Regions from separate parts of the Mus musculus genome. Here regions 2 and 3 are each linked to region 1. Evidence: chromatin loops called from intact Hi-C (ENCODE). Cell type or tissue: heart. All regions are shown on one strand. Each heading gives the region's core, and the rest is flanking DNA. Links, peaks and the distances in the headings are about the cores only.

What was found. A loop is a pair of places that touch in the nucleus more often than their neighbours do. Peaks named below come from ENCODE experiments on the same cell type or tissue, not always from the same donor. Only the 100,000 strongest peaks of a DNase experiment are listed, where the experiment ranks them.
Region 2: a loop joins it to region 1, with 2.7 times the contacts of the local background. A loop is called at or near these places in 1 of 42 quality-filtered maps.
Region 3: it touches region 1 in a loop (2.0-fold over the local background); 1 of 42 quality-filtered maps calls a loop at or near these places.

What each region holds. Positions count from the first base shown.
Region 1 is chr2:59,826,442-59,834,090 of GRCm38, forward strand. It overlaps Tanc1 (tetratricopeptide repeat, ankyrin repeat and coiled-coil containing 1), which reads left to right. Exons shown (of 27, transcript NM_198294.3): 20 at 6,695-6,828. Among named protein-coding and RNA genes, the nearest start is that of Wdsub1, 52 kb to the right of the region's middle. RefSeq lists an enhancer at 2,332-2,920. In heart, for the core only: a CTCF peak has its summit at 3,930 (motif pointing right); DNase peaks (open chromatin) are centred at 2,490, 2,920, 3,960 and 4,700; H3K4me3 peaks cover 1,007 bases; H3K27ac peaks cover 4,000 bases.
Region 2 is chr2:59,522,646-59,530,294 of GRCm38, forward strand. No RefSeq gene overlaps it. Among named protein-coding and RNA genes, the nearest start is that of Gm39831, 14 kb to the left of the region's middle. In heart, for the core only: no CTCF peak of the experiment used is centred there; a DNase peak (open chromatin) is centred at 4,446; H3K27ac peaks cover 440 bases.
Region 3 is chr2:59,764,672-59,772,320 of GRCm38, forward strand. It overlaps Tanc1 (tetratricopeptide repeat, ankyrin repeat and coiled-coil containing 1), which reads left to right. Exons shown (of 27, transcript NM_198294.3): 6 at 6,461-6,591. Among named protein-coding and RNA genes, the nearest start is that of Wdsub1, 110 kb to the right of the region's middle. In heart, for the core only: no CTCF peak of the experiment used is centred there; a DNase peak (open chromatin) is centred at 4,590; H3K27ac peaks cover 1,977 bases.

The DNA.
Region 1 (7,649 bases), core at 1,535-5,534:
ACTTGTGAGTTTTCCAGAGTATATGGGTGTTTTCATAACTAGCAATGTTCTAAGTTGAAAACTTGGAGCATAGTTAAGCAGGCATTTTTGAAGAGTTTCACAGTTTGGCTTTGAGGATTTGGGACACTCACCCTTTCTTTGTTCCCCCCATAGCACATGACCAGGTGAGAGACTAGAGAAAAGGCATGTGTCCAGTACTCTCTGGGGTCTGTTGAGAATGTGAAACACTGACCTAGAAATGTGACATGCCTTCCTGCCTTTCCTCGGACACCCACTGTGATGCCCTCCACAGGACTCTGTCCACCTCATCTTGTGCTGAGATATCAGGGAGAGAAAGACAGACCATGATACTTGTTTTCATGGCCTCGGTGACCTTAGGCACGCCTTTGGTGTCTTGGCAGATAGCTGAATCTATCCGAAGTGTGAACACTCTCAGCGTGCTTTGGGAGTGACAGCTGTTCAGAGCTGTGGTCTTCGTTCAGGTGTTAGAGGAGCAAGGTGTTTATGAGATAGGAATAATGTCATCTGTGCCTTAGGATGTTATGTTCCCGATGCTCCCAAGGCATAGTTGAAATAATATCAGAATAGGGTCAAAAGTGGGGCAGGACTCAGATCCAGATGTGCGTGCAACACATTGGTACTGATGTGCTCGTAAGATGTTCTGCTGTTCTGGTCTCAGGAGCCCCATGGCCAGAGTGAGAAGGGAACACAGCCATTGCACGCTGTTCATACTGTCTGTGGGAGAGCTTGGTAGCCCTTTGGGGGGCACAGGATCTTGTTCTGGTCTTTTCCTTCTAAAGACATCCACATGTCGTTGTTTGTGAATTCAGTGTCTTTAGAAGAGACCTCCTAGAGGCAGCAGTGAAGGAGCCAGGAACTCAGGTGGCATCCACTCTCTAACTTCGTGGTCCCAGGCAAGCTGGTGAGCTTTTCTGGGAACAGATAAGACTAGCTAGCACGTGCACCCCCAGGAGTTGTGTATGTGGGGCTGGAGGGATGACATTTGTTATATTACTTAATATCTTAGTAGTAGTAATAACTTATCATAAGTCTAGCTGCATGTAACAGCTCTTGAACATCTGTCAGCCGCTGAGCACTGCAGAATACCACAGGGTAGGTTCTATTTAACCTCAAGGAGCACATAGGAGACCGCTGTCTAGTACACTTGCGTGAGGTTAAAGGAACTGAGCTACACAAAGTTCTACCTCTTGCCCTAGATCACAAAACAAATTCTCCTAATCTACTGGCTTCTAACCCGGCCACAATGAGGTGGCCTTTCTGAGACCCCGCCCCCACTGTTTACTTCTAACTGCTGCCTTCCTTTTTATATATATATAAATGGGAAAAGCCGACATAACATGGAAATAAATTGCACAAACAAACACACACATCTAAACAAAACTGGGCTGTTCTGCTGACGATGACCTCATGGCCAGAGGAAGTGTGTATAGCAGCAGGTGCAGGCTCTTGCTTAAGAGCTCAGGGGTGTTCATGAAGGGCAGTTGGCATTTTCCATAGGTAATATGTAAAAGGTAGTTATCTGGCTTGGAGGAGTGGTCTCTATCACCTTCCCTCCAAGCCTCCACGTCAGGTCTGAGAAGCAAGTAAGGTGCATCCCTGGTTCTCACCCTCAGGGCAGCATCCCTGGTTCTCACCCTCAGGGCAGCATCCCTGGTTCTCACCCTCGGGGCAGCATCCCTGGTTCTCACCCTCAGGGCAGCATCCCTGGTTCTCACCCTCGGGGCAGCATCCCTGGTTCTTACCCTCGGGGCAGCATCCCTGGTTCTCATCCGCAAGCCCTGGACCACTGCAGGGGCCCACCCTGTGTGTGCTTGAGTGACAGCTCTGTTAGAACACTTCATAAACAGCCTTGTCTGTGATGAGATGACTGTGTTCCCAGCAAGCTGACAGTTGAGAGTTGTTTCTTTTTTTAAAATCAAATCTTTGCCCGGAGAACTTCAATATGTAAAGGATTCTGCCAAATGATCCATTTTATGGTGCCAAGGAGTGTTTCTCCGTGATGTTTTCAGTGAGCTCGGATGGCTAAGTGTCAGTTAGGTTTTTCCTAAAATGAACATCTGCCGGGACGAATCTGCTCGTGCTCAGAAGACAGCGCTGCCAAGGTGAAATCACTCAGGATTGTCAGGATAGGGAGGGGATGTGCTTGCTTTTGGTTTTTTTTTTTTGTTTTTTTTGTTTTTTTTTTAATTCAATCACACAGATGATATCTTGTTAAGCGATTGCCAAGTAAAAGCACTTGTGCCTGGCTTCAGTGCCTCGTGTTCACAGGGACTGGGGCCTTTCCTTTCACGTGTCCTTGTGTTTTATTGGCCAAACACAAAGCAGCAATGTCCTCTTTCCCACCCTGGTCCTGCCTTTCACACCCCACCCCTGCCCCCACTCCTTTTTTGTCTGATGAAGCCAAGTTCACTGACCCTCATTAGAGCTGGGGCCAAGGTTGGCTTTCTCAGCAGGATGGTTGGAATTCCTGAGCATAGCTTGTTTTGAGTTTGTTTGTTGTAGCCCTCCATGCTTCCGAATATGGGAATGTGGTATCCTGAAATCCTCACCTCTGTGGAAACTTGAGATGCATCCTCGCCTGGGGAGTTTGGTGATGGAGCTAAAAATACTCACTCTGGGTAGAAGAGGAAGCCAGTGCTCCAGTGTCTGTCATCAGCAGTGTCTCCTTAGGAATTCCTGTATAGAACCTGATCTGGTTTGAGGCTGAGCAGAGTGGACCTGCGCTGACAGGTTCTTAATCGCCCCCCCCCCCCCCACAGCAGGTCTGCACTAACAAGCACACAGCAAATCAAATCTGGCTGTGGAGAAAGAAGAAGGTGGGAATCTGACCCCGTCGCCAGGCCTGGCAGGGCGGGCACGCTTGTCAGCTTGTCAGCTGCTCCAACGTCCGGCTTCTCTGCTGGCTGGTGAAACACACGAATCCTATTTTTAGCGCAGGGCTGTCTGATGTGTTACTGTCAAGACTTCAGCAGCAGCTGCAGCAGAGATTCCAGATTCCGACTTAAAGGCACCCCGTTTCTCAGTGGTGAAGCCCCTTCACTAAATGAGAGGGGGGAGTGTTGAGTAGGTGGACCATCCAGTCTCAAATGCAAGACCGGACTTGTCTCTTTCCGGGGACTCCTAGGTCTCGGTGTGCAGACACATGTGTGCACCCCTGATTTCTTTCTCCTCCTGCTTGGGTCCAGCCATGGAAAGAGGAGGAGAGTCCCTGAGTGGAGGAGAGTTCCAGAGCAGCAGCTGGCACCCAGGTCTTTTATGGCCCACTTGAGGGCTCCTGCAAGATCAGTTGAGATAACGTATATTATAGGAGAAGAAAACAAAACAATTTTTATATCCTTCAGAACCCCTAGGGGAGGGACAGACTTTTGTAATGAAAGGCACGTCAGCTGGAGCCATGCACACCAGTGTTGCTCTCCTTGAGGCAGAGGTGCACATGACAGAGAAATGAGCATGGCTCACAGGGACTGCACAGGCCCAAGCTTCGGACTCAGCCTCTGCATAGGCTGTGAGACAGAGACAGGTAACATGGGCGAGGCCACACGTGTGAGGTTCTCCAGTGAATCCATACCTGATCCTCCCTAAACAGAGGAGATGTCTATCAAGGGAGGGTTCCCACAGGGACATCAGCTTCCCACATAAAGCGGAGCAGCTCGTCCATACTCAGCGCTTCTTAGGACATCTGAGCATCTCAGTATAGCTTCTCTTTCTGCCAGAGGCAGGTGTGGGTGCCGTATACTTGTGCTAGAGCCTGTAGTTCCTGCCTGGCTTCTTACAGGGACTGAGGCTAGCTCTACCACTTCCTTGGAGAGCGGAAAGGGTCCAGTGCTACTTCCTGGAGCAGCGTTCTACCACTGATGCCGAAACAGTGCCCTTAGGGTGTGCTGTGCTTTGTTTGTGGAACACGTTGACAGCCAGCAGATGTCAGCCTATGCGTCCTCATGGTCAGGCCTGAAAAGGCTGGTGTCAGCTTTCAATCTGCTGCCTCCTCCGGTCCCCTGACTTGCTCCTTCTGTGCTGTCCGCTGCAAAATCAAGAGACTTGAGGTCAGTTAGAACAGAGTCCCTTGAACACGTTTTCCTGGAGAGGTGTGCTGACCTACTTCCTGAGAGAGAAGAAGGTGTTGTCACTGAGTGAGGAGGAACTCACACTGAGCGAGAGTGGTCTGGTGGGACCAGGCCAGCAGAATGCCCCTCACCTCCCCAGCGAGAGGGGAAGCTACTGAAAGATGGACAGTGCCGACTGTAGGGTCCACATTCATGCTCAGGGGCTTGGGACCAGAAATACCATGAGAACCGGCTTGTCTTTCTGGAAAGAGGGGCTGCCTGTTCCTGCTGTCTTCCTGGGCTTTAGATGCTAGGCCCCCGAGATGAGTCTTCCTGGTAATCTGCTCCGTCCCACGGCTCCTGCCTTGCTCCTTACTCCCTGCACAAGGCTGGGATGGGACTCGGGTGATATTAGCACTCTCAGAACCAGCTGTCTGGTCTGCAGTGTCTGTGTCTCTGTCTTCTGTCTGCCTGTCTGTCGTTAGTCCATCTGTCTGTGTCATGGTTAACCTCAGTCACCAGGGCCATGTATAAGGGAAGCTGGAGTAGTTATGGGCAGAGGTTTAGGAGCCAACCCTGGTGGCATAGTATTTATAGAAGGCCCCAGGAGGAGCAGGCATCAGGCAGCTGTGTGGGAGGGGCCTGGAGAGACAGGTCCACGCATGCAAGTGTATGGGAAGCAGCCTCCTTGATCACAGGTGTCCGAGGTTCTCGTCACCATATCCCTAGCTCTGATGAGGAGGCAGATCTTGGGTCCCACTCTCTCCAAAAGGAGCGTTCAAGGTCCCTTCTCCAGACTGCTCTTGCAGTGTGGGCTTTTACTCACTGAGTCAAGCATGTAAGATGGGTCTGTTGTGTTGTCAAGTTGTGTTTAGGTGTGGGGCATGTATTTTCATAGATGTGTGAATTTCCCACCCTATGATAACATTGTTCGCTGGCGTCTCCCACTACTGACAGCAGTGTGGGTAGTGTCCGGCTTGAGGCCTCGTGAGGAACACTGCCACACAAGTGTGCATTCACCCGATCTGACTCCCAACTGCTGTCTCCTGCCGTCATTCCCACCAGTGAGGAGTGGGTGACCCCTCGTGCATCTCTCAGTTGCATCGGCTGCTGAGGAGGCCGGGCACTTTCATATGATCACGGGCACCGCCTTGCTTTTGTGAAGGGTTTGTTTCTGCTGTTTCCCATTTGTAGCTGAGAAGTCCACCTCTTCCCCAACCGCCCCACCCCCCGATCGTGGGGATACTGCTGTCTTCTGGAAGCTGGAAATTAAGGATATATTTAAAAACAGTCTTCCAAGGAGGCACGGGAATGGCACCACAGGCTTAAGCTGCTTCCTCCTCCTGGCAGCAGGTCACTCCCTTCTAGGGAGCATCTATCCTGTGCGGCTCAGAGCCATGCTGCCCTACAGGGCTTGACATTAGTGTACTGCCGCTGTGCTCAATGGATCCCAGCGATCACAGAACCCACCCTGATTAAAAGGGCAAGGGTTGTCACTGGCACCTGCTATTGTCTTTTCTTGGACACGTGACAAGGCAAAAGCCAGGATGGAGGTGAGGGGAGGGGAGGCACTGACAGTCACGTGAGCACTCTTTCCCGCTGGAGCTGCACTCCACACCACACCCAAGAGGCATCCACCCCGCACCTTATTTTTTTCTCTTATGATATGGGATTTTAACTTGTTAAAAGAGGTTTTATGGGCTAGAGAGATGACTCAGTGGTTAAGAGCACTGACTGCTCTTCCAGAGGTCCTGAGTTCAAATCCCAGCAACCACATGGTGGCTCACAACCATCTGTGATGGGATCTGATGTCCTCTTCTGGTGTGTCTGAGGGGAGTGACAGTGAACTCACTATAATTTAAAAAAAAAAAATTTTTTTTTAAGAAAAAGTTTTACATTCCGGCAAAGCAGGAATGATGGGTGCTTTTGATTGTCTCAGTAATTTTTTTTATTTGAAAAAGCTTTTGATTTTTGTTTATGTTTTTATATGTGCATACCACAGGAATGAGGGGGCTCTGGAGGCCAGGGAAGGGTGTTAGGTCCTCTGGAGCTGGAGTTACAGGTAGTTGGTGAGCAGCTTAATGTATGTGCTGGGAACTGAACTGGGGGGCATATCTCCAGCCCCTCGATAATTGCATTTCACTGAGTGGACTTGCACTTAAGGCTAAGAGGCCAGCTTTCAGTATAGCACTAGTCTGCCAGTGATATACTTAGTGAATCTGTGGTTTAAACAGAGCATGGTACGGCCTGCTAAGGTGTCTTTGCCCTCATGGCTCTAGCTGGTATAGCTTGACTTGAGTTGGAGGCCTACCTAGGACAGCTGACACATGGCTGGCCCAACAGTGCTGGCTGTCCACTAGGCTGTCAAGTCCAGGTGGCCTCAGCTTGGTCCTCGTGGGTCTCACCCCAGAGATCTTCAGTCTTCCTCACAACTTAGGGGCTGGCTTCCAGCGCAGTGCAAACTGCCCATTTCCAGAGACCCAGGGCTTGACATTAGTGTACTGCCGCTGTGCTCAATGGATCCCGGCGATCACAGAACCCACCCTGATTAAAAGGGCAAGGGCACAAGCACTGGAGGTGATAAGGCACTCGAGGCCCTACTGACAGTCCCCTCTTCCGTCCCTGTCTAGCCCTGACGGCCGCTGCTGGGAGAGGAAAGGTGGAGATCTGCGAGCTGCTGCTGGAGCGTGGAGCTGCCGTGTCTCGGGCCAACAGGAGAGGGGTTCCCCCTCTGTTTTGTGCCGCCCGCCAAGGCCATTGGCAGGTACCCAGGGGCCCCTGGATGCTTCAGGAGCGGTGGGTGGGGATGGGGTTCACTGTTGAGACCACCTGTGGCCCATGAGGCTCTTTCTCCTCCCTGCCTTCCTCCCATGTCCTTGTGACTGCTTCTCAGAGGCCAGCATGACAGACATGTACAGCCAGCAAGATGGACTGAAAGCCGTGCCAGAGGCACAGTGGTTCCCTTAACTCCAAGAGGACTAGACTGCAGTGGTAGAGGGTTCACTGTGGCAGCGTGTCTGCCGCTGTTATTTTTGTAGTGTGTTCGTACACTGAAAGAGGGCTGCCATGGGAGTTCTTCTTGGACTAGCCATTCTTACACCATCTTGAATTCAAGGGAACAGGGCATCATTGTCCAGCAGCTTCTTCCTTTGTTTTGAAACAATGACCACATCTCTGCCCGCACTCAGTACCCTGTGACGCTTGGATCGTGCACACAAACAACTTCAAGACCACTCACTCATTATAGAATAGCGTCTGTAATAGCATCTAACCCTCTGCCTGTCTCAGTGTTTCCTAACTCACGGGGAAGGTGGGAGGAGTTTGCTGGTGAATAATGTGAGAACCTGGGATGGTGCCACCTCTGCCACTCTGGCAATGTAACATGCAGGGAATGTGCCCAGGCAACCTCCAGGCTGACCCAGCGGATAAAATGGCTCCCTCCAGCACAAGGAGTACATCGGACTCCTTCCTGAGTTTCTGATCTTTCTCCCCAACTGTTAGTAGCATGTGTGGCATAAGCACATTGCTGATGCTGGAATTTTGCTGACAGTTGTCCTCTGAGGACAAGCCACCCCTCGTGCTGCA
Region 2 (7,649 bases), core at 2,331-6,330, 300 kb before region 1:
ATTCCAGGTGTGTGCTACCATGTCCAGCTCTTCCTTCCCTTATCCAGCCCAGAATTTTTTTTATTTTTTAACCCACTGCAGCTCGATTCAGGGGAAGCTGAGATACCGTTCAGAACAAGAGTCATTGTTTGGACGTGGGGTACAAAACAGGCCTTTATAGAAGACAAAGCAGGAGCAAGGTTTTGAAACCCCGGCTTTCGACAATAAGAGACTTTTAAGGACTCTTAAAAGGTGAAGGCCTGTTGAATTCCAGCAGCCTGCTCAGTCAGAGGCTGCAGGAGAAGGAATTCTGCAAGACACAGCAGCAGTGTTCCCTGGAGGAAAACCTGTGTGCGCTGTGTGTGGGACAGCTGAGAAGAGAAACAGGAACCAATCACAGAGAACAGTGACCAGTGCCACTCATGACCAATGCCCCCACCCAGGGGCCAATGCTCCTTCGGGGCCTGCATTCGGATAACAGCAACCGCAGTGGGTCAGTCCTACAGCAAGCACGCCTGGGCCAATCTCTTCCCTTGAGGCTCTCAGAGTTTGAGGGAGGCCTTAAGAGTTCAAATCCCCCCCCCCCCCAAAAAGAGTTTCAGAATTCCCCACAGGCCTCCGAAGAAATGGAAATAAGCTGAGAGATCGGGCCTAAAAATCCAAGCACCACCATGGGGGTGGGGAGGCAGTAACAAAGTGACCAAGGCTTACAGGGTGTCACCAGAGGCCTCAGGGGAGCCTGCAGGGCTGAAGGGGTTGAGAAAGGCTGTACTTTATACCAAACAGTGAGCACACATACCTCAGGTGGATTTAGAACACAGCTAAGCCAGTGCTGGGCTTTGCCTGGCTGGAGGAGGGGTGGGGGTGGGGTGGGGTTAGAGTGGGGGGAGGGGAGTGGGGGGTGCTAAGAGGAGATGGGGAGTGTGAAGAAGAGACTGTAGGATGCTGTAAACGAACATTTCTGAAGCTGGTGATGTAACTTCCGTGTGTGCTTGCTGACTCTCAGGAACAAAACCCTGGGCTCTGTTCCCAGCACCACATAAACTGGGTATGGTGGGACATGCCTGTAATCCTAGCACTTGGGAGGTGGAGGAAGGAGGGTCAAAAGTTCAAGGTCACCCTTGGCTTCATAGCAAGTTCAAGGACAGCCTAGAATACATGAGAAAGAAACTGGGAGTTGGGAAGATTCTAGTTACCCAAAGAACAATCCAAACCCACACATGGGGTATAGAATAGGTCGGGCACCCCAAAATAAAATAAATTAAAGCCTATCATATTCTCCCTCTTCTACCTCCCTGCCCCCACTTTTAAAAACACTGTGATACCGCACGCAGCAACAAGAAAGTGGACACCCTCACTTGCTTTCTCACTTCCTGAGGGACGAGGGCACAGAACTTCTTCTCATGTAGGGCATTTAACCTAACACTGGCTTCCTGGATAACCCGAGACACAGTGAACACTGACAGATGAAAAACAACAGAGGCTGCAGGGTTGGGAGGGAGAGCAGGATCTAAGATCTGGCACAGAGCTGGGCATGGTGTAAAAAGACTGGTTTGAGAGTCCTAGAGATGGACTCTGCGTGGTGGCCTTGCGCTATCGAGATAGAGATGCATGGCCGTATGGAACGAGGAGGGCACAATTTGTTGCTAAGGTCACACAGAATGCAGTGGTCAGAGGACGAGGTGAGGATTGGTCAGTCCGATACCGAAGTTTTGTGTGAAGTCACAGAACCTTTCAGTAGTGGGTATGCAGCATGAAGTATTCCATTTACAGATGGTCTCATAGCCTGATAGTCTTGCTTACACTGAGTTTGTGCTTCTTTCTGGAACAAGTTTGGGGACCAGCTGTGGTTCTGAGTCCTATGTTTCCTCCCTCAGGGTTGTCCAGATGCCGCCATTGCACACCACGCTGCAAGGATGAGGCGGAGTTGGGGATGGGCGTCTTCACCAAGGATTTTAGCTCTCTTAGGCGATACTCAATCAAACAACTTTCTTAGACCATCTTCAGTGAAACAGCTTGCGTGCAGATACTTTTTGGAGGGTGGAAAAGGGTTATATATAAACTTTGGTGAGTAGGGAGGAGTTTTCAGGGCAAACAAAATCACTGGCTGGAATTTAAAGAACTGTCAATGCCTCGTATGGAGAGGCATTCCAGAAATCCCAGGTGATGCCGGGCGGGTGGGTTCTTACCAGGATAGAGGAAGTTGAACTTTCAGGTTTGCCAAGGACTAGGTGACATTGCTTAAGTAGGAGATTGGGACCGGGCTCCCCAGATCAGAAGGAGAGGAGGAACTCCCACTGCAAATGAGAGTCCTCCATTTTGCATGGATCTCAGAAGAACTATCTAGGCATGGTAGAATTCGACCTTAGTAGCCAGGTCTTCTTAATGTACTAAAGTTTTGTAAAATGTGCTGGGAAACACACATTAGCCCTTTCACATCCAACTGCAGCAAAAGTAGGGGGTACCACGTGTACCCCACCATTTCCTGTAGGACATACTATAAGTAAAATTTCTTTCCAAACGTTCATCTGACGAAAGGAGACTAGCTGTGTATGGGAGGTCTTGTTTTCAGAGACGTGTGGACAGACCGGAGCTGCTGGAGAGCCTACACTGGGCTTTCTCACTTGACAGCCAGAATGAGGTTGCAGAGAAAACCTGCATTCAACACAAGTGTCTTTTTTAACTCTCCAGAGAAAATGAAGCCAGAAATGAGTTTTGTTTTGTTTTGTTTTAATTTGTTTTCATTTTCCTTATGCCAAGCTAAGTATTCCTGAGAGAAAACAGAGCTTTTCAGGGAGCTGGTCCCCCCCGCTCCACAGATCTAATTCTGAGTGATGACTGGTTTTCCTACCCAGGATCTGAGAGAATTCATGTTGACTCTTAGTTAATCTTCAGTTTTACAACCAGTTCAGCTGCTTTTTCTCTTTAACGACCTAAGTATCTGCTATAAAATTTTCCTTTCAAATAAATTGGAGGTCTGGCTTTATTCTGTCCTGAAGTTTGCAGCTAAATATTTATGTATGTTCTGCGGGAAGACAAGAGACTGTGGGGCCTGTAGTAGAACTTCTCAGGTAATATTGAAATGGCCGTCGGAGTCCCTGACCTGTGGATGCTGTGATCTGCCCCAGTGAAAGAGGTGTTGGTTATCAATTTCACCCTTTTAATTTTCTCTAGTTTTTACTTTGCTAGTCCAGTTTTTACTTTTGCAAGATCTGAGATGGCATTGGATCATGCAGGTGTTGGTAAGGTGAGAGAAACCCTTGAAAGCCTCCGGTGAATGCACCTGAAGTGGCATCTAATTTTCCACCCAAAGGGGCCACACTCACTACCTGAGAAAACCAGGAATGATGCAGAACTCCTGTCGCTCCTTTGGATTCTTTTCCTGCACGCACTCATTTCTATCATGAAGTCCTGGGCCATGGCTGCAGGTTGCTGAGAGCAGATGAAGAAAATTTCTGGGCCTCCTTCACTGTCTCCTTGGAAACTTCAAATTTAGTTTGCTGTGGCTACAACATTCCTCAGGTCGGGCGGTGGTGGCTCACGCCTTTAATCCCAGCACTTGAGAGACAGAGGCAGGCGGATTTTTGAGTTGGAGGCCAGCCTGGTCTACAGAGTGAGTTCCAGGACAGCCAGGGCTACACAGAGAAACCCTGTCTAGTAAAACAAAAACAAACAAACAAAAACAAAAAACAAAACAAGATTCCTCAGGTAACATGCCGAGACCTGCCAGGCCTCCTGAGAAGGAAGACTTCTACTACACCTCAAACCAGGTGTGTACTTCTAGAACATTCTTAGTACCACACACAGACACACAGACACACACACACACACACACACACACACACATTCTCTCTCTCTCTCTCACTCACACACACACACATCATCATCATCAAAACAAACCTCTCTGACTTCAGCTTCTGACCATGAATGTCCTTTTCTGGACTCTGGCTCTTGCCATCCCTGTAATAAGAATCTCTGTGGCTAACCTTGGCCGACCTGCATAATCAGGTATCCATGCATCTCAGGATCTTAAATCAGTCACATGACAACTACCTTGTGTGAGCTAGTTCATTCAGAGACTTCCAAGACCAAAAACAGAGGTGATTCCGTCAAACATAATCAGACCCTGCCAGGTTTTCTCAGCCTAGCCAATCCTGGAGTTCAGTGCCCCGACCCCAGCAGGTTTAAGCCTGGCCAGCTCTTCTAAGGCTCCAGGCTGCAATCAGTCCATGAGCTCCTGCCTGGCTTCACAGCATCGATGCAGCTTGGAGGCCTGAGCATCAGGAAGAGTTTTATAGGTCAGCGCAGGAATTTCAATCTCGGTGTCACGGACACAGTGGGTAAGCACAAAGGGAACACAGTTAAAATGTGCTTATACTTCGGCCAGCCCCCATTCTTTCCAAGGCCTGGCTTCTGAGGGTGTAGCTCCACGGGGGTGGAGCTGGTCCAATTTCATGCAGGACAATTCTGGGAATTCTAGGATGCTTAGCATCCCAGACCTTTGCTCTATAAAGTCTCGCCTCATCCTCCTCCCCACCAACCATTGTGACAATCAAAACAGACTCCCACGCACTTCCTAATGACCACTAGCAGGGCGGCATTGCCAAAAACCTCAGGCAGGACGATGCTTATCTGTGTAGTTGAAGGTCCTCAGGGAGAAACTGTTTCTTAGAACACAAACAAACACTTGGTCAGGTTTTAAATGCTGGGTCCCAAGTAAAACCCTAAACTCTGAGGGCTAAGGTGGCTCCTGGGGAGGTTTGTGGTGGGGGAAAAGGAGCTGTCAACTTCTCCATGATCCCCACTGCCAGCTTGATGACCTCAGTGAGAGTTCAAGGCCAGCCTGGACTACTTGAAACTGCACTTCAAAACAAAAACAAAACAAAAGCCAAGAGGTGCTCCCCACTCTTCTTGCTGATGGGTTGATGCTACGTTTCGATATGGTTTGTCCATTCTGAAACTCCTGTTGGAAATTTGGCTGCTACTGTGGGTGTCTCAGAAGGTGAAGGCTTTGATGCAATAGTTAGAGGAGAATTACAGCCTTTCCTGAGGGACTGAGTGTACGTTTGAGTGAGAAAGTTGTGATAAAGTGTACCCACACCCCGTGTTCCATCTCTTACACAGATTGCCCTTCGGTTCTCTGCTGTGTTCTGACCCACACACGTGGTCATGGATTCCAGAGTCACGAACTATACCCACCGCTACACTTTTTAAGTTACAAGGTCTCAGATGTTTTCTCATAGCAACAGGAAATGGTATATGATTGCGTGTAACTGATTTATCTTCTCTGATGGGGTTTTGTGGGGTTTTTTTAGAGCTTCCTCCATGGGAATCTTTGTCACAACTCACAGTACCTAAGAATGCTTTACATGGCCTGAGGTCATGGCCCCGCATCCCTATATCCTTGGCAATGTACATGTATGTCCTATGTACATACAGAGAGGATAAATATGTCTTTCCATGGAAAAGAGGGCAAAATCTGGAAGTCCATTTTTGTTCCATAGATGGTGTCCACGGCCTAACTTTGAAATATTATGCCTATCGCAGCTCAACACGGAGCTGAGCCTTCCATTGCAATATCCTGCTATGGTTACAGATTCAGAGAGCATTTCCAGGGCAAACAATGTAAGAGATGATGCTCAAGTGCTAAGAATCGCTGAGTCCCTGAGTTTTAGGTTTGTTTGTTTTGTTTTGTTTTGTTTTGTTTTTCTTTTATAACCCTGGCTGTCTCTGAACTTGATCTGTAGACCTGGCTGGCCTTAAACTCAGAGATTACCCCTGCCTATGCCTCCCAAGTGCTTGGATCAAAGGCATACACCATCACCACCCAGCAGGTTTTCATAGCTTTGACAAGAGTATTTAACTCGTGTGTGTGTGTGTGTGTGTGTGTGTGTGTGTGTTCGTCCCAATCTGTTTTCAAGCTGAATATTGGAGATAGTTCTTCAGATTCCCTTGCGCAGTAGAGCAGTTAACAAGGACTTTTTCTCCCAGTCAAAACTCTGGGAAGCTAGGCATGGCAGTACATGACCATAGTCCCAGCATTCAGGAGGCTGAGGCAGGAGGGTCATGACTTTAATTCCAGCCATGGTGACACAGTGATGCCCTATCTCAAAAGTAACATAATATAAATGGGTTCCTTTCTTCACAACTTAATGTCTTAAAGGCCAGAAGCCTGCTACGTTGTATCACTCTCTCCTCCAAAGGGCTTTTGGGACCCAAGTAACTTGCCGTTCATTTTGTGCATAGACTCTCCAGAATGTCTGGAACACAGAGGAGTGACTAACAACTGTGATGAAAACAGAATAGCCTGCTTTACAACAGCAACCTCTGCAGCAGGACTTCACATTTATAAACCATCGCTCATACAGTTTCTCCTTTGAGCCCTATGAGGCAAGCCACTTCCCACGGGAAGGAAAGCTAAGACAAAAGGAAAGACTAACAGTGGGAACTATTAGGTACTGAGTGGGATTCTGTAAGGACGTTTTTGTTGACTTACTTAAGACTGAGAGTGAACAGAAACAGTAGACCTTGTTATTCCAGTAGACCGGGCTTCAGAAAGGGGCAGTGACCGGTCTAAGGTCACACAGCAGCAAAGTGTCTCTTTCTGCAGTCCCACACATTTAGCTTTCTCTCCTGAACTAGAATTTGATCAATAACTTATAAAATGCCCTGCTATTCACTCTATGTCTGGGGGGAGGGGAGGACTTAGGAATTTTTTTTATCCACTGCTTTTATTGAATATTAATGCCAGAAGAAGACAGAAGGCTAAAAGGGGTAGACCTTTATGGTTCCCACTGTTGGCGTTATTTAAGGCTGGGTGAAGAAGCATGGGGGTTTGAAGAAACAGCCTTGCCTCTCATTGCGTGGCTTTGTAAAATTGGTGCTTTGGGACCAGAACCTCGGGGTAAACACCAAAGCCTTTCAAGTGAGACAAACCCCAGCTTCCAGTGCCTGTGTTAGTCGTTAGGAGCCCAGAGCACACAGCCCACAGGAGGCTGGTGGCGTCAAGTTCAATGCTAGCACTGTCCTGTAAGTACTTCCAGAGGCTGCTCTCTGCCCTTTGCCAGTTGCACATTAAACAACTTCCTCAGCCCAAGGGGCCCCTCTGGCAGTTCTCCTGCTGCACGGTTCTTTCTACCCCATTCATTCTCTCTTGAGCTTTAGGGAACCTCAGCTCGCTCCTTTTGCTGCATACAGAGTTATGTGCGTGCGCGCGCGCACACACACACACACACACACACACACACATGCTTTCCTTAGTCCTTTGTATCGCCGACCTCAATACCTCGAATCCCAGGGCAGCCGTTCATTCGTAACACACCGCATTCTTTGCTGCCCTTTGGCACCGTTCAAATATTCTCACTGTCAGGCCTCTCGAAAGCCTGAGTTGCAGTGGACTGGATAGTCCAAGTTCAGATGCTGGATAATTGGCTGCCCAGACCACACAACAGAGTGAGGATGGGCCAGCCAAGCCTGACAACTCAACACCTTTCCAGAAGGAACCCGAACCACCCAGGGCCATGCCTGAAGCTTTCCTTGACAGACATCCCAAGACCCTGGCGTTCCAGCATTCAGAGGTTCCCACTGCAGTTCCACGGTTGCCACACACAAGCCACGTTAGAGTTATTGTACAGTACCAGTAACTCTACAGCTGGACAGCACAGCCCATG
Region 3 (7,649 bases), core at 2,331-6,330, 61 kb before region 1:
CATGTCTCTAAGTTTCTGTCTGTATTTATTAGGTCAGATTTTTCTTTCTTAAGTAGATACTTATTTCTCGACAGTTTTACACATGCATATGATAAATTTTCATCGTTTTCACTTCATTACCATTTTTTGAGGCCCATCTCCTGCTCAAACTCTAAGAAGTCCTCTCCTGCTGTTGTGTGGTGTGTGTGTGTCTCACACACACATGCGCCTCTGTCTTTGCTAGTTAACTTTTAGTGTCAACTTGACACAGCTTGCAGTCACCTGAGAAGTAAGTCTCAGTTGAGGAACTGCCCAGATCAGATTGGCCCACGGGCCTCTCTGCGGAGGCTTGTCTTGATTCTTCATCGACTGTAGGATTGCCTAGCCCACTTTGGGCGGCATCCATCCCTACGCAGGTAGTCCTGGGCTGTAAGTAAGAAAGGTAGCTAAGCAGGAGCAAGTGAGTAGTGTTCCCTGTCTTTTCTGCTTTGAGTTCCCATTCTGGCTTCCGTCTCTCAGTGGTTGATGTAACCTGAAAGATAGCATAAACCCTTCCCTCCACTGAGTTACTTTGGCTGGTATTGTGTCACAGCAACAGCAAGAAAACTAGAACAGTGACGCTGGGAACTCTCTGTAACAGTTACAACTGTTCCTCAGTAGAACTTCAGCACCAATTGTCAGAGCAGGGTACTGCCTCTTGAGCGTACTGATAGCCTTCAGTGCTGCCTGCTTGCCACAGGACTGAACAGTCACTCAAGCATTCCCCCGATAAGACACTGAAAATAATTAGTGTTATTAAATCCCGACCCTTGAGTACCTCTCTCTTTAGTATTCTGGATGGTGCAGTAGGAGGTCTGCACAACGCATTTCCCCCGCCCGCGCTCTCTGATAGCTGTCTTCAGGTACAGCGTTCTGCCACCATTTGAATTGCAAGCCAGACTAGCAGCTTTTCAAACGAAACATAACATTTATTTGAAATAATGATTGGCAAACTGTGGTCGTTCACAGTTGAGCATTTATCGCACACTTTATTCCAAAGGGGTGAAATGAGCAGGAAATGAGCCTGTCGCTTCAATTAAAGAAACAAGCGTGACAACAGAGAGACACCTCACGGATTAGTCACCATGCTGAAGCTCGACCTTTTAAATGAAAGTTACTTTTTTGGGGAGGAACTTGGCGTTTGTCACATTGAGCTTGGTAGCATCTCAGGATTTTTCAGTTAAGACTCATGTAATATTAATGATTACGATGGTTTGGTATTGTGTAATAAAATGTGCCAACATTTTTAAGATTTGCAAAACCAGCATTTTCCCAGTTGACCCAATCCACGATGTTACAAAATCTCGCATGGCTAAATGATCCTTTTAAAGCAGGATCAGGCTGGGGGTAGCTCTCTGGTAGAGTGCCAGCCCGTTTAGTATGCACGGTGCCTTGGGTTGATTCTCCAGCACAAAACAGAACAAAACCCATAAAACAGATCATTGGATTTTACAGGACCAGAGTACAGAAAGTTAATTGGTACACATTAAAGTCTGCGCTGGAATTTACCTTTAAGAAATCGCTATTTGTCAGGCATCAGTGAGGGGTAAGAGAATAGCCACACTAAAAGGGTCCTCTGTTTCTGAGGTTCTAGTTCTACAAGACTGCATCCCAAGGCTGACTGCTGTAGCTCAGAACTGTGAGTCCTTGCTTCTGTGCTCAGTCCCCAGCACTGAGAGAGCCAGAAACATGTCTCAGCAGGCTGAATGAGGGGTAAAGGAGAGGGAAATACAGAGGTAAACGAGTTGAAGAACTTAAAGCTACCGTGTATGTAGGTGTACTTTAATGTTATGGCTTAGAAACAGCGAATTAGCACATAGATAATCTGTTAGCAAAATACTGGTTTTGGGAGATAAGGAGGGAATTGTGGTGGCCCAGAATTAACCAGAAAGAAGTTAAAAGTATAACCCAGGCATGGTGGCACACACCTTTAGTCCCAGCACTCAGGAGACAGGCAGATCTCTTGAGTTCGAGGCCAGCTTGGTCTACAGAGTAAGTTCTAGGACAGCCAGGGCTACACAGAGAAACTCTGTCTCAGAACCAAAGCAAGCAAGCAAACAAACAAACAAACAAAAAGAAAAAACAAAGAAGTTGACATGTTTGTAGCAGCAGTCATAGAGACAACAAGTTAAGCAAGATGTAGGCCATGAGTAGAAGCGCCCGAGATAAGGACAAAGGGCCTGATGTCTGGTCCAGGGCCCACCTCATCCAACACAGTTGATCAACAGATATATCCTAGGATCTTTGTGCGCTTCAGCTGTTCAAGGCCACATAGCTAGTGAATGGCCAAGAGTTGTTCACGGTAACCAGTGCGCCGTAGAGAACAAAGATGAGGGAGAGGCTTGCTTCTCATAGATGAGCTTCAGGGACCGTGGAGGAGCCCCACATCACAGAGGGCTTACATATGCAACTTAATAACGGACCTCAAAAGTCTGGGATGCAGGAACAGAGCAAACCCAAACCCAGTACACAGGAAGGAATAACAGAAATCAATGCAACAGAGGCCGGAAAGACAACACCAGGACTCAACCGAGACAAGGAGTTGGTTCTTAAAGAGACACCCAAGGCTGACAGAACAGAACCTTAGCTGGGTGAACCAAAAGACAGAGGGAGAAGATCCCGTTAGTGATGAGGCTCCAGTCCCAGCAGGCATCTAACAGTGTCTGCTTTAAGGAGTGGGGGAGATTATCTGGGAAGGGAACTTGTAAGTGTGGGTCTAAGTGAGAACGTTTGGTGTGCGCAGTAAAGCAGATTTTTTTTTTTCCTGGAATAGTGAGTTTAGAAGACACTATCTGGACCATGAAAATGATAACCAATTACATTTCCGGGAAAGAGAAATACAAGCAGATTTGAAAATACATGTGAATGTGGGGAACAAAACTCAAACGCTAGCGAAGAAGTTCAGCCTGGCTGGAGAAGCTGGCGGGGCACTAACCATCCTGTGGTTCGGAAGGTATTTCTCACGTGTTGCTGGGTTTGAGGTTCACAACCTACAGGAAGTGGGTATGGCCGCATCATTAGTCAGGAGATTGAAGTTCTGAGAGAGGGTCATCCCAGAAGAGGTGTCTGATAGCCTTGGTACGGGGGAATTATCTGGCTCCCGAGATGGCAGAGAAGGAAGGAAAAGGACTGCGAAGGACACCCAAGATTTGCAGTGGTGGTGGTGGCTGTGACAGAGAGTCAGCGTAGAGGTTGTTCTTTGATGTTTGCTTCCAATGCATAGCACTCTGTGTGTGAAAGAGATCCATGGACTTCCTTCTCACTCTCCTCCGCATGGGCTAACTTCCCACAGTGGCTCCATCCTGAGGATCCTATGAGGATGCTATTGATGAGAGCATCACTGTCCATTTGCTCAGCGGGGTTACCTGAGGCCAGTTCTCTCAGTTCTGCATCCGTGCATCATAAATCTGGGACACGTGAGCTGAAATTAGGTACTTCCCCTTTCTGGTCCTTATTCCACAGATATTGGGCAAAGTATCCCCATGATTGATGAAGAAATTGATATTTGCTGTAAGATGAGGACAGCCTGTTTGTTCTGAGATGCCCAGTGGAGTGTAGTTTGATCATTCTGAAGCACAAAGCAGCTTCAAGAAAAATCCTCACCTTAGCAACATAGTGGAGCAGCCCTGGGTGGGCTTCCAGACGCCTCTGCTCTCCCAGCCTGCACTGTTATTCTTCACTCGGGGTGGGGGTGGGGTAACTCTGCCAGAGGGGTAAAGAAGATGCCGTGAGCTAGGCCAGAGAGATGAACGGCTTGGTGAGCACTAAGGGGGTCAGTCTGAAGGGGACCTTCTAAGGAGTCGGTCGCTCAGATGAAGTTTAGAAAAATTAGTGTCCCCCACCGCACCCCTTCAAAGAAATAAATAGAACAGTTGGGAAGCCTTTGGAAGAAATGAAATTTTGGTGATGTTTATGGATGTAAAATGAAATAAAGAATGTGTGTCTCTTCATCTTCAACCATAGTGGGGTTTTAGAGCTTTGGTAATCGCCACACCGAGGCCGAACAGGGAACAGTTAGTTCATCATGAATTGTGATGTGTCTTTTTAACTCAGCCATTAAGCCTGGAGTTCCGCAGTTTTCCAGCTCATCTGAACATGGAGACTGAAGGAGAAGTTTTGTTTGGCAGGGGTTCATTTTTTTTTTTTTTTGAGACAAATGTCTTCCTGTGTAGCCCTTGCTGTCCTGCATTTCCTATGTAGCCTAGGCTGGTCTCAATCCTATAACAACAGTCCCTTTTCTTCAGCCTAAGTGCTATAGGCCTTTACTGCCATGCCTGGCCAACTGGTTGTTTTTAGATTCTTGTAGATCTCTCTCTCTCGCTCGCTCGCTCGCATGAAAACTTGGGGTTTCTACCTGCAGGTTCAGTATAGAGGTAGCAGTGACAAGGAACAGTAATGCCCCTCTTCCGTGTACGGATCCTGCACAGGATCTAGAACTTTCAAACGAGTCCCAAGTGAGCCATAGGCTATGTTTGTCAACAGGGTAAATTTTGTAGCAGCCAAGCATGCATGTACAGCTGCTTTTGGCCTCTAGACCAGCTGCCAACAGGGTGGAGTTTCTGGCTCTTTCCCCAGAGTGTTTCAGGTTGAACCAGAAGCTAGACTTTCTGGGGCTGGAACACAGTCCCAGTGGCACAGCCGTGTGGAGACTGTTTTGGAAAGAGAGGGGCGGGGTGTGGAGTAGAGAAGCTGCTGAGGTCTGTCCCCTCACCCACTCATTTCTCTCTCCATCTTCATCTCATCCCTGCCCCCCAGTCATCTTGCCACCTGAGATAAGGAGCTGTCTGAGCCCCGAAGCACACTGCATGCAGAAGGGTGAGGTTTGCAGGATGAAGGTTGTGTGTGGGAGTGGGGGGTGGGGAGGAACCTATAGAACCTGTTTTCCCGACTCAGCCTTTGGGTGTGTCTGGGTTGTGTTGATTTGATTTGGTTTCCCCCCTCCTTTCCCAAGTGCCATCTCCCTTAAGAATTTGTGGTTTGAAGTCTCTAGTAGGAAGGGACTTTTTCTAGGGTTTTGGTAGGGGTGTGGTTCACCTGCCCTGCGGTGTTTCCCTTCGCCTGTGTTGGAGTGGGCCCATGGATATAATGAGTTTAACCCAAATGATCTGGAAACATCAGGGCTCTAGACACAGAGCGGCCTCACCACTGTTGTTCTAGAGTGACTGAAAAAGATCTTGCAAACAGGCTTCATGCCCTGAACAGGGAGGTTTTCCAGAGCGAGCAAGTGGTGTGTGTCTTTTGTATTATGAAGATGTCACCAGCCTTGTCTGTCTCACAGCTGCCGTTCTGGGTACACGGCATGGCAAAACTGCTGTGTAACCGAGGACCGTCATCCATACGGTTTTCACAAAGGTTTTGCCCACTTGCACTTTGCAGATGCCGTTAGAGCTGAGCATGGCGGTGGTGATGTTAGCTCACAGCATGGCTGTTATCCACCCTCAGTCTCCTCGCTCATTGTTGGTTTCCACATGTTGGCAAAAGAGGTTCAAGCATGTGTTGGCAAAAGAGGTTCAAGCATGTGTAGGTCTCGGTGTTTTGACAAGCCTAAGAGCAAACAGAACCTGGCTTAATTGTCTCGAGACTCACAAATTGTGCTTAAGTTCCAGCTTCAGGAAGCATGGCTAGCTTCTGTGTTTCATCGCACCCCAGTGGGTGCTTTAAGTTGTGACAGAGGAGTTAGAATAATGTTGAAAATAGTTATTTGTCAGCCATAGTTGACAAAATCTAAGTGCCCTTGGGTTTGGGGTTCAAGATTAGTCTCTAGCTGGGCATGTAAGTAACTTTCAACGTGAACGCTCTCTTTAGTACAGAAATCCAGATGAGCGGCCTTGGATCATCCCACCTTTATGTGCAGTGTACCCAGAACCTTTGGCGTGTGGCATGAACAGCAGTACATTAGGTCCTGTCCGTGACTGTTTTCACTGTCTCTGATTCAGGTGGAGTCTTAGATTGGCACCTGAGTGGGAAGTGGGCTTTGAGTCTCACTGCTCTGGAGTGTATGTCCAGCAAGTTTGCCACCCACGTCCTCCTGCACCTGGGTCTTTGCAGCATGCGGTTTGGGTTTTAATGCTGGCCTCCTGTGGCACTGGACAGAGTGCTCTCTGAGGATAAGGTGAAGCAGAAACCCTTCTCTGTGGTATCCTTTTCACGTGATGTAGGAATTGGAATGCTATCAGATAATGACATGGAAAATATTCCTTTTTTCAGATCAAATATTTCCCCTTTTGCATTTGGAGTTTCTCTGTGATTGTTTTTCTCAACCTTTCACAGCCTCTTAATTAGAGCGTTCTGCTGCTGGAGGACGGGCAGCATCGTCAAACTTGGTGCATCTTATAAGGGGGCATAAGAGCGTCAGACAGGCAGCTGGAGTGCCGGCTCGTCCAGATGCGGAAGCCAGAACTCCCCATTCGGGAATCTTCACTGTTGTCTTTCTTTGTTCCAGAAGCGAAGGCTGATAATGAACCGAGCTGCTCTCCAGCAGCTCAAGAACTGTTGACAAGGCTGGGATTTCTACTGGGAGAGGGGATCCCGAGCGCCACACACATAACCATTGAAGACAAAAATGAAGCCATGGTAATGCCAGAGGAAGAAGCTGCATTTCCTACATGCTCAGCATGCACCCTACCGGCACGTGTGGGAGAGTGGGGCTCTCATTACTGTTTGGTCAAATGAGTTCTGGGCACTTGTGTTTTGAAATTTAATACAACAGTTAGTTTCTGGGTCTCAGCTGGGGATAGTGGTGGAAATTGTTAAGGACAAACAGAAGGGATCAGAACTTAAGAAAATGTCCATATTAACCTTACAGCCATGGCCCAGAGAATATCAGCTACATGTCGTCTTGTAATAAGGGTACTTCTGTCTTGAGAGCACCGTTACTCTCACGAACTGCTTTGGTCTGTGGTTTTCTGTGCTCTCTCAGCTGTTGGGATGGGGGGTGAGGGGGAAGTCAGTGGGGTGAAGAGAATATTGATAGGAGATGAGGTAGAGACAAAATGGGAGAGAATCAAATGTCTCACCCTTCAGGGAGACGCACTCCGTCTCAGGGAACCCAGCCACCAGGCTCCCGCCACCTGTGAATGTGCAAGTAGCAGTGCAAGGAGTTGGGACTTCTGCCTCCCTCCACCCAGGGTCTCTGTGAGGAGGCATGGCTGGGGCGGAGGGTGGCGGGGGAGGGCGTTGATGGAGACTGCAGTGGTCACCAGTCTCCTTTCCTGAACACACAGCTTATAAATCTTGAGGAATAAAGTCAGGCTGCCGTGCTTGTGAAACATTATAGAAACATGGTCCCCAGGTTTCCCCGCACAGAGGTCAAATAACCCATTTGTCTTCTTGAGGCTTTAAATGAAAGGAAGTCTGCCTGTTGGCCATCTCTGTTTTATGAATTTGTGTTCCCACTGAAGCATTGCTAAGACTGCCCTTTTAGTTGAAACCTCAAAGGAGGCAACCAGAACAAAGAAAGACACATCTCTTTTAAGCATTTTGGAAAATCGTGTCTGTCCCTATTTAGCTACAGAAGTTAAAAAAAAATGTCTCCGTTTGTCTTGTGTTTAAGTTTCATCATTTTGGCGTCCAAAACAAAAACATGTGTTGAAGCACACATACTGTGTAAGCCGTGTTAACCCCTCCCTCCC